Linked DNA regions of Homo sapiens: all the other regions are linked to region 2. A link is a contact called in ENCODE Hi-C or POLR2A ChIA-PET data. All regions are on one chromosome and are shown on one strand. Each heading gives the region's core, a stretch centred on a gene start or an enhancer-like site at or near the end of the contact. The rest is flanking DNA. Distances are from core to core; before and after follow the strand shown. Region 1 holds the start of SAMD15 (sterile alpha motif domain containing 15). Region 2 holds the start of IFT43 (intraflagellar transport 43). Region 3 holds the start of CIPC (CLOCK interacting pacemaker).

Evidence for each region. Hi-C counts contacts between places; a loop is a spot of excess contacts on that map. ChIA-PET counts read pairs that join two places held with the same protein, here RNA polymerase II (POLR2A). Pooled maps may share reads with other maps.
Region 1: a loop to region 2 is called in a map of naive thymus-derived CD4-positive, alpha-beta T cell, with 13 times the contacts of the local background. The contact joins the promoter of SAMD15 here to the promoter of IFT43 in region 2. A Hi-C loop is called at or near these places in 2 of 168 maps with a recorded cell type or tissue (Right ventricle myocardium inferior and naive thymus-derived CD4-positive, alpha-beta T cell) and 9 of 50 pooled maps.
Region 3: a loop to region 2 is called in a map of B cell, with 23 times the contacts of the local background. The contact joins the promoter of CIPC here to the promoter of IFT43 in region 2. A Hi-C loop is called at or near these places in 4 of 168 maps with a recorded cell type or tissue (B cell, CD4-positive, alpha-beta T cell, CD4-positive, alpha-beta memory T cell and 1 more) and 7 of 50 pooled maps. POLR2A ChIA-PET finds 5 or more read pairs at or near these places in 1 of 52 experiments (Caco-2).

The regions. Positions count from the first base shown.
Region 1 is chr14:77,375,761-77,378,738 of GRCh38, reverse strand. It overlaps SAMD15 (sterile alpha motif domain containing 15), which reads right to left and starts at 1,360. Exons shown (of 3, transcript NM_001010860.4): 1 at 1-1,360. The coding sequence starts at 1,320. It overlaps TMED8 (transmembrane p24 trafficking protein family member 8), which reads left to right and starts at 1,645. Exons shown (of 6, transcript NM_213601.3): 1 at 1,645-1,803. The coding sequence starts at 1,686. RefSeq lists an enhancer at 1,378-1,587 and a silencer at 1,638-2,067.
Region 2 is chr14:75,984,322-75,987,271 of GRCh38, reverse strand. It overlaps IFT43 (intraflagellar transport 43), which reads right to left and starts at 1,509. Exons shown (of 9, transcript NM_001102564.3): 1 at 1,432-1,509. The coding sequence starts at 1,485. RefSeq lists a silencer at 1,219-1,528 and an enhancer at 1,355-1,856.
Region 3 is chr14:77,096,854-77,099,707 of GRCh38, reverse strand. It overlaps CIPC (CLOCK interacting pacemaker), which reads right to left and starts at 1,450. Exons shown (of 4, transcript NM_033426.3): 1 at 1,347-1,450. It overlaps LOC124903350 (a long non-coding RNA gene), which reads left to right and starts at 1,690. Exons shown (of 2, transcript XR_007064275.1): 1 at 1,690-1,832; 2 at 2,808-2,854. RefSeq lists enhancers at 680-839, 979-1,808, 2,170-2,219 and a silencer at 1,840-1,989.

The DNA of each region.
Region 1 (2,978 bases), core at 111-2,610, 1.4 Mb before region 2:
CTCTAGCTCATCGTTTCCTACAGAATACTTAGACTTTATTGGTTCTGGCCTGTCTTCCTTGGAAAATTCTACATGTGTCTCCCTTGGTTTGGTTTCATCTGGTAACTCTAGAATTTTCTCAGTTGGCTTTGTTTGTGTTTTCTCTTCAACTTGTGGGTTGATCTCCTGTGGTAGCACTGGACCAGTCTCCTCTGGTGGCTGTGGATTTTTTTTCTCATTTGACTTTCTTATCTCTTCTGGACTTTCTGGTTTCATCATTTCTGATTGTTCTAGAATTGTTTCCTCATTTGTTTTTCTTGATTCTTCCTCAGGAAACTCTAATTTGATCTCTTCTAGTGGCTCAGGAACGTTCTCATCAGTAGACTTTCTTGGCTTGTGGTCTGGAAAGTCTGGTTTAGTCCGCTCAGGTAGTTCTGTCCCTTTCTCCTCAGTTGCCTTTCTTTGCATCTCCTCTGGAACCTCTGGTTGAGTCTCTTCTGGAGGCTCTAGACCTGCCTCCTCACTAGACTTTCTTGGTTCCTTCTCCAGAAATTCCAGTCTAGCCTGCTCGGGTGGCTCTGTCCTTTTCTTCTCAGTTGACTCTCTTTGTGTCTCCTCTGGAGTCTCTGGTTTGGTCATCTTTGGTGGCTGAAGATCTGTCTCTTCAAGTGATTCTCCTAGTTTCTCACTTGGAAAATCTTGTTTGGTCTGCTCTGGAGGCTCTAGACCTGTCTCTTCATGTTGCACTCTAAGTGATTCCTCTGGAACCCCCGGTTCAGTCTCCTCCTCTAGTAATTCTAAATTTCTCTCTCTGACTGTGGCCCCCGAAACCTCAGACATGGTTTCCGTTGGTGGCACTGGATCTGGATCTGTTTCCATAGCTGACTCTAGGAACACATCCTCTGTAACATTTGGTTTAGCCTCCTCTGGTGGCTCTAGGTCTGACTCTTTATGCGTTTCATCCATAGGGGCCTCCAAATCTTTGAAAAACTCTCCCATCTCTCTGGATGTTTCCGACTTTACCTCTTGGTGTATCCCTGGTTCAGTTTCGCTTGGTACGTCTCTCTTGGACTCCTTGGCAATTCCTTCCTGGGACGTCCCGCCAGGTTTCAGCTGCACGTTCTTAGCACTGTCTGGCTCCCCCTCTTTGAAGTCCTCTTCCTCGGTCTCTGGCTGTGGCTCTTGGTAAATCTCTGCTGGTAGCTTCGAGTCTGCCTTTGCCATGGTGTCTGGTTCGGCATTTTCATACAATTTATGAAGTCCAGGCAGTTCAGGCCTCTCAGGCTCCAGCTCTCCATCTTCATCTGGGCCGGAATCATAATCCTCCGGGACTTCAGCCATTTGCAGCTTAGCAGACGCGCCGCGGCTTCCTAGCAACCCCAACTTCCGATAGCGTCTCTATGGATACCACGATTTCCGGCAGTGTCTTCCTGACTCTTCCCCAGGTTTTGTTTGTTCTTTCAAGCCCTGACTTTAAAAATCGTCTGTCACAAGCACGCAGTAACCCTCCCTGCGGCCTCATCGCCAGCCTCAGCGGGCCAGAGCTCCTGTGGCCGCCCCTGGGTCAGCTAGCTTTTCAAGCGGCCGCCGCGCCGCTTCTTCCGGCCTGCAGGCTGCGCTCGGCTGTGCTCGGCGCTCGCTCGGCCTTCGGCTGTTTCCGGAGCCACTCGCGGCTGGCAGCGGAGAGCTCCGTGCGCGGGCTGCAGATGTCTGACCTGCAGGCGGCTGAGGGGCCGGGCTCCTGGAGCCCCACAGCCCGCCCAGGGTCGGCTGGCGGCGTCGGGGACTGCCAGGGAGTGGAGGGGAGCCAGGCGGCCGCCTCAGGTACGCAAGGCCGGGGCGCTGGCGGGTGGGTGCCGCCCGGCCTCAGGGCCCCGCACCACGGCGCGAGCCTCCGCCGCGCTCTGTCCTGGGCTTCCCCGCGGAGCGGACCCACCTCGGCAGCCCCTTCGCGCGCGGGGCCCCTTCCCCGCCGCTGCCACCACCCGGGCCCTGGGCTCGAGGTTATTTTCTACTCACTCCTGTTTCGAAATGCCTTGATTCCTGCCCCGCTTCCTTTCTGAGATCTGCCCAAATGGTAGTGACAGGGTGGCTCTGCCCCTGGCGCCTCTTCAGCTTCAGTTTCAGCTTCAGCCGGGGTTCGGGTCCCACCTCCGTCTGCTAATCACATCTAGACTGCCGACCCGAACCCTACTGGCCTCGCCGCCCCCTGCTTCTGGCTCCCCACCCTATCCCCATCTCAGTCCCCTGCCCCAGCCTTACCACGCGCCTCTCGGCCCCCACCCGGGTTGGCAGCCTTGCCTTCCTCTGCCAGAAGCCCACTGCGCCCTAGCCTTCCTGCACATAGGCCCCCTGGCCTTGCTGCCATCCTCTCCATCGCTTAGAGTGGGAAAAATGAAAAGCAGAGTTGAAATAGGTAGTGTCTGGGGTCTTTTGCTTGAACACAGTAGCCAAAGCAAGAGCAGGAATTAAAAATTTGGCCTACCTCCCTCATTCTCAAGACCCTCATCCTCTTCTTGTCCAGGACGACGTCTCCATTTCTACTAACGCGAGTTCCTCCGTGTGTATTATTTCAGTGTCCAAAGACAAAAGAGTCCATCCATCACACTTTCTTCTTTCAGCCTCCTGAACACCACACACGATGCAACTGAAAGGATGCTCTTTTGAAATACGAAAGGGTAGAGGGGAGAGAACTTGTCTTATTTAAGTAGCAAATATAAATTAATTTTCTAGGTCTGAAATTAAAATAGACACCATAAAGTATAATGGTTGAGGCACTACTGTGGAGCCAGGGTGCCTGGATTGGAGTCTGAAACGTCAGTTTCCTCATCTGTAAAATGTGATTACTAAAAATATCTGCCTCATAGGATTATTGTGAGGATTACTTGAGCTGCTTTGTCTAAGGCATTTGGGGTATAGTCCATGGTACACACTATACTCGTCTCAACCATTGTGACAGTAAGGTCTCTTTTTGTTCAGTTGAACTTCCTGTGCCGCCA
Region 2 (2,950 bases), core at 260-2,759:
TTCCATCCCTTCACCATGGTTGCCCTTTTCCATTTGTCACAGCACTGAGTATCTGAATACAGCATCCTACATATGGCGGTTGTGCTAAAACAAAAATTCAATGATCTTGTCGCTAAATGCTGTTCACAGGTGTTTTCTCTAATAATTTTTAAGTATTTCAAGGTTTTAAACTTTTTGAAGACCCTGTATAGATCCATAGGGTAGAAAAACTTCTTTACTGCCTGATTTTTGTGTATGTTAAATGTAGTCTATTTATTGCCCATCTTCTCCCACTACAACATAATCACATGAGGGCAGGAACTTTGCTTTATTCATTGCTGTATCTCCAGCACCTAGGACACTGCCTGATACACAGTAGGGGCTCAATAAATATTTGTTGAATGAATGAATAACTACATTCACATCCCCAGGTACTAAAAAACATTCACGTATCAGCAGGCCTGGTGACCTTCAAAACACTTAGAGATTTCACAGCAGACACTAAAGACTTGCTCTGGGGCCCAATCTTTTAGTAAGTGCGATCCTAACCAGTTTTAAAGATAAAAAGGCCTGATGGGGGTTACAAAGGAGGAAGGTAGACACTGAACTTGGGTCTTGAATCTAGCTCCATTATTTACTAACTATAACGCTGGGTAAACCACAGCCTCATAGGCAGCAGTAGCTAACCTCTTCTGACCTCTTCCGTGATAACATATGCCAAGCACTGAGTTACACGCTTCCCATGTATTGTTGCATTTCCTTTTCACTGTAACACCTCCATTCTAGGCATAAGGAAACCAAGGCTCGGAAAGGTTAAATCGTTTTTTAGGTTTTTTTTTTTTTTTTGAACCCAGGCAACAGCTCTATGCTCCATCTGGCCTCAGTGCCTGAGCACCTAATCACTCCCTCACGTTACAAATCGGTCTTGGTTTCCTTAACTACTGAGGTAACTGAGGTTAACTCCCACCTCCCCACGGGGATTACCGGGAAGAAAGGCCGTCCCTGCCTGCCTCCCTTCCATGCATAAAACAGTGCGGCTTTTGCAGGAACTTCTGCGACGAGGTGTCCCAAAGGAAAAACTCTAGGATGGGAGCGAGTGCGACCCCGGCCGGGGCTCCCCTATCACCCTGTGATCGATCTGTTCTGGGGAAGTTCGCACTCGGGGCTCTAGAAAACGGAGAAAGGCTCGGAAATTTCCCACGGTCCTAGACGCCGGCGGGGACAGGGTGTTTTCTACTTTCTGAGGATTTTAAAGAAAGCAAACCCCAGGCCAGCAGCGGCGGAGCCCACAGTGGCCTGGGGGCGGGGCGGTGAGGCTGCCTCCTTCTGGGCCTCACCCGGCGCGGCGCGAGGCCTGCCGCCCTGAGTCGCCTCAGAGAAGTCGGGGCCGGCGGGGTCGCTCCTCCCCACCCGCCAAATCCTGGCCCCCAAGGCCCCCGAATTGGTCCTCACGGAGGTAGCCAAGCTGTAGCGAAGCTCCTCGTCCAAGTCGAGCAAATCCTCCATCTCCGCGGCCGCCTGACGTCACTTCCTGGAAACCGACTGGCCCAGACGCGTCCCTGCTAACAGCCCCGCCCCTCCACCCCAATTTTTAAAGGGTACGCAGCATGGTTCCTGGATTCTGTGTGCCATCCTCCAAACTACCGAATCTTTCTTAAATCTGCCTTGCTTGACATCTGGAAGCAACCTCCGGTTATTAAAACTCGCCAACGCTGCTCCTGCGAGACGGTAAAATAATTTGGTCGTTAGGAACTGTCTGTATTTGTAGCTCTGTTTAAATATATCAATATATTAAGTGCAAAGCACTACTACTGCTATACTGATGCCTCCCACTTGTACAGCTCTTTGCAAGGTACAGAAGGCCGTCACAGTTATTGGCTTAACGTGAGGGGCATTAACAACCTTGTGTGGGAAGCAAGATAAGTGGTATTGTTTCCATTTGACAGATGAGAAAACAGGGAATCAGGTGTAATAAATGGTTTACCATGAATTATGGAAACTGCAATATACATAATCTCTGCCTTCAAGAAGTTTACAGAGAGGCTGAATCAACACATCAAATAGCTGAGTAGTAATAACTTTCAAAAGTACAAATATTCAATATCTCATTAAATCCCAATAATCCCGCAAAGTGAGTAGCAGTAGTATCTCTAACACAACAATAAAGCACACTGAGGTACAAAGAAGGGGCTTGAGGAAAATCACCTAAGTGCCAAGCAGCAGAGCCAAATGCCCTTCTGACACCAGACATTACTGGAGTATTTATCTCCAGCACATACTACTGGGTGCCAGCCATTCTCCTAGGCTGGCAGAGGGAGATGTACCACAAATTCCCAGCCTAATGGGGCATTTAAGTTGCGTCTTTGTTGACTCTTCATATGAGATCTCCAAGTCAATATCACTGGCCAGGTCCCTGACACTGGTTGGCTGAGATCCATAGGAGATGGGCTGATAGCCCTGAAAGCAAACAACATTCCAGTATTATGTTGAGGGGAAGGCCTGGATGGACACAGGTTAAAAGCAAGGATTCGGAAGTGGGAGTAGCACCCCTGAAACCTCATTGCAAGCATTTCTTAAATATCCAGTAAATCACTCAGTTCAGTCACACATGTTACTGGATAGGACTGTGTGTTAGCATGCCTGTGACAGCAAGAGCACTGGCCTGGATATCAGAAGAGCTGTGTTCTCATCTTAGCTCTCCTGAAAACTACCTGTGTAGTCAGAGCAGAGCCCTTTCCGCTATCAGTTTCCTCCCTTGTAATTACTTTAGAGATTATCTCTAAGATCCTTTGTTAACTTGCTTCTCAGTGAGAATACTTTGTTAGATTTTAATCTGAAGAAACACTCATTGCCAAAAATCCAAGACAGATGAAATATAGGCTCCAATGAATCCCTTGTTCCCTTCTTCTTCGGCACCAGATGAGGAAGAAGGGATTAATCTTTGGATTTTTCCATTTCTTGTAAGCTCACA
Region 3 (2,854 bases), core at 201-2,700, 1.1 Mb before region 2:
TCTCTCCTTTTATAGACACTTGGCAACATTCCTGGAAGCTCAAGTTCCCTTTAAAATGTGTCACGTGTATAACATGTGTGCCTGGACAGAAGTGTGAGGTAAAAGCCCAACCAGAGGCTTAAATACAATAAAGTGATAAGGTCACAGAAAGAAAACCTTGAGTAATCCCCGTTAGAATTATAAATACATTACTAGCTTTTCTCCGAAGTCATTTTCTTTTGGCCTGCATATTCAGGGATACCATTCTGGGAGAATGTCTGGGTATCTTAACAGTGGAAAAACCCTGTCTACCTAAATGTCTAATATTCATCTTCCCTTCCACATTCATTCCATTTCTCCAACTTGGCTGAAAATTCGTGTCAAAGATCCTGAACCCCAATTCCATACAATTTCCTATGTTTTAGACCAGTTTGGCTCTATTTTCACCTTTCAAAGGGGAGATGAGCTTAGAGAACTTTCTCCGATCCCCTGCTGCAATTAGTTCACAGTAACAGTGCCCACCTACCCATTCGCACCAGCCCACGTTGCATCTGTGCCAGGCAGCATGTGCACCCTCCAGGCATCCACCAGCCTGCCAGCTCAGCAGGGCAAAACTGGGCAGACCCTAGTACTGTGCTGTGACTGGCATACCACCAGCCTTCCAGGGCAAACGCCCAGGCAATGCATACTGCCAGGACTTGAGCAATAACAGGGAGCCTAGCTCCAGCCTGTGACCTGGGCCGGGATCAGAGCTCCCCCGAACCCACCCACTAACCACTTAACTCCTTACTTGGCACTGCCCACCTTCTCCCCAGAAACACTACCCCCGACACCAAGCCTGGCAAGCTGGCCACTCAGGGGAAACAACCAGCAACGAGGGTGACGGCAGGTCTCTGGAAAAGGCAGCACACCTGTGCCCTGGAGCCAGAACAGGGTACCACCCCCGACCTCAAACCGGAAGCCCAGGACCCTCGCCCAGTTACTAGTTCTGGCGCCCACTCACCTGCCCATTGCTTGGCCCTCAGCTCCCAGCCGGGCTGGACTCCAAGCTCTCTCCCCGCCCAGCCGGCTGGCGGTTGCGCCCAGGGCTAGACCAGGGCCCACCTGCCCCTCACACAAGCCTCCTCCCCACACGCAGCCCCCTCCTCACCCGCGATTCCCTCTCCCACGCCCCTCACAGCAAACCAAAGCCCTGCTCCCACCATTTGGCTCTCCGTCCTCCGAAAGTCCCGGTTTGCCCCTCTTGCCTACTCGCTCCTCTTCCTCTCTCCCCTACTTCCACCTCCTTTCCCCACGCTCCTCGCCCAATCCCTCTCCCGCCGTCATCCCTGCTCCCCTCCTCCCGGACCGAGCCCTCCCTTTCTCACCTAGGGCCGGGGTCGCAGCTCCACGACCGGCCTGTGGGTCAGGTGGCGCATGCGCGAGCACGGCCCCGCGGCACCATGACAACCTCGTCGTCGCTGGGTGTCTCGCTATCCCCACAGCCTCCCGCCCATTTCTCCTCCCCACGCCTCCGCGACGGCTTTCGCCAGCCACGTGACCCGACTCGGATGACCCGGCACCATGGAGACCGCACGCTGTTCTCCTAGAAGGGCCCTTGGAAATGCGCCCTTTCCCCGCCCCCGCCGGAAGACCAGGCCGGCGCGGGGCGGGGCCAGCGCTCAGAGGCCTACGCTCTGTCCGCGGCCGGCGGGCGTCTCTATGGTTGGTTCCTCAGGCCTCGCCGCCATTTTGTACGGGGGCCTTGAGCAATGAGCGGCTTGGGCAAGGTTTCCAGGCGGGGTTCAGAGGAGCCGGGGGTGGGGCCGGCTTGGAGTCGATACAGAGAGAGGAGCGACTCTCGCACTGTCTTGGTGCGTGCCGCCGTGCCGCCGTGCCGCCGTTGGGGGTGGGGGCCGGGGCGAGTCGTGTCCGGCCTGTGCGCGTGCCGGGAGCGACAGTGCCCGGCGTGGGAGAGCGGGCGTGCGGGCGGCCTCAGCCTGGAGTCGCCGTGACAGGGGTGCCAGACCTCCCCGCGTGCTCCTCGCATTTTCTCTACGCCTGTCGCCCTGTTTGTTTTTTGTTCCCGTCCACCCTCGAGACCGTGCTTCACGAGGTCGAGGCGCGATGAGTTATTTTAAGTAGATGATTTCATGACCTTTGATGTTTGACTGACTTTGTCATGTGCTATGGGTTTTATATGGATGCTGTTTCTTGGTGAAGGTTCACGGTGAACACACGTGTGTAACAGCTAAAGAAAAAAAGGGCTTGGGATCAGTTGACGTTCTGATGCCTTGAATCAGTGAAGGTTACTTAGAAAAAGAATTATTTCGCTAGTGAAAAAGAGGACATGGGCGAGTTTAAAGAGTTGACGGGTCGAGGCAGATTCAAGAGCTGAGCTGTCCAGTAAGATGGTCACTAACGACTGGATAAGTTTCTCAGTTGTACTAGCCACATTTCAGGAGCTCAGTGACCTCTTTATTGGACAGTGCAGATTATATATAGCCCATTCCCAGCATCGCAGAAAGTTATATTGGACAGTGCTGATTTAGATAGTGGGGAATTGTTTTATACTGGTCATCCAGGCCTTTGTAAGTGCTGCTAGGTCGTGGTTAATCACGTTAGTCCTCTAGACACAGGTAATTCTAATGTATTACTGGGTATGGGTGTACTTGTTAGTAGTCAGCTTTACCAACAAGTAATATGCCTACACCATGTAAGGCTTTTGTTTTGGGGACAGAGTGAAAGCAATAGTTAACAATTACCAAGTAATTAGGAGCCGGGCCGCTTTATATGCATCCTTTTATGATTCCTTACAAGTTTATGACGCAGGTGGTATTTTTTTCCAGTTGTGTGGCGTTTTTGCCCATTAGGACTCAACTAAAAACCCATGGCT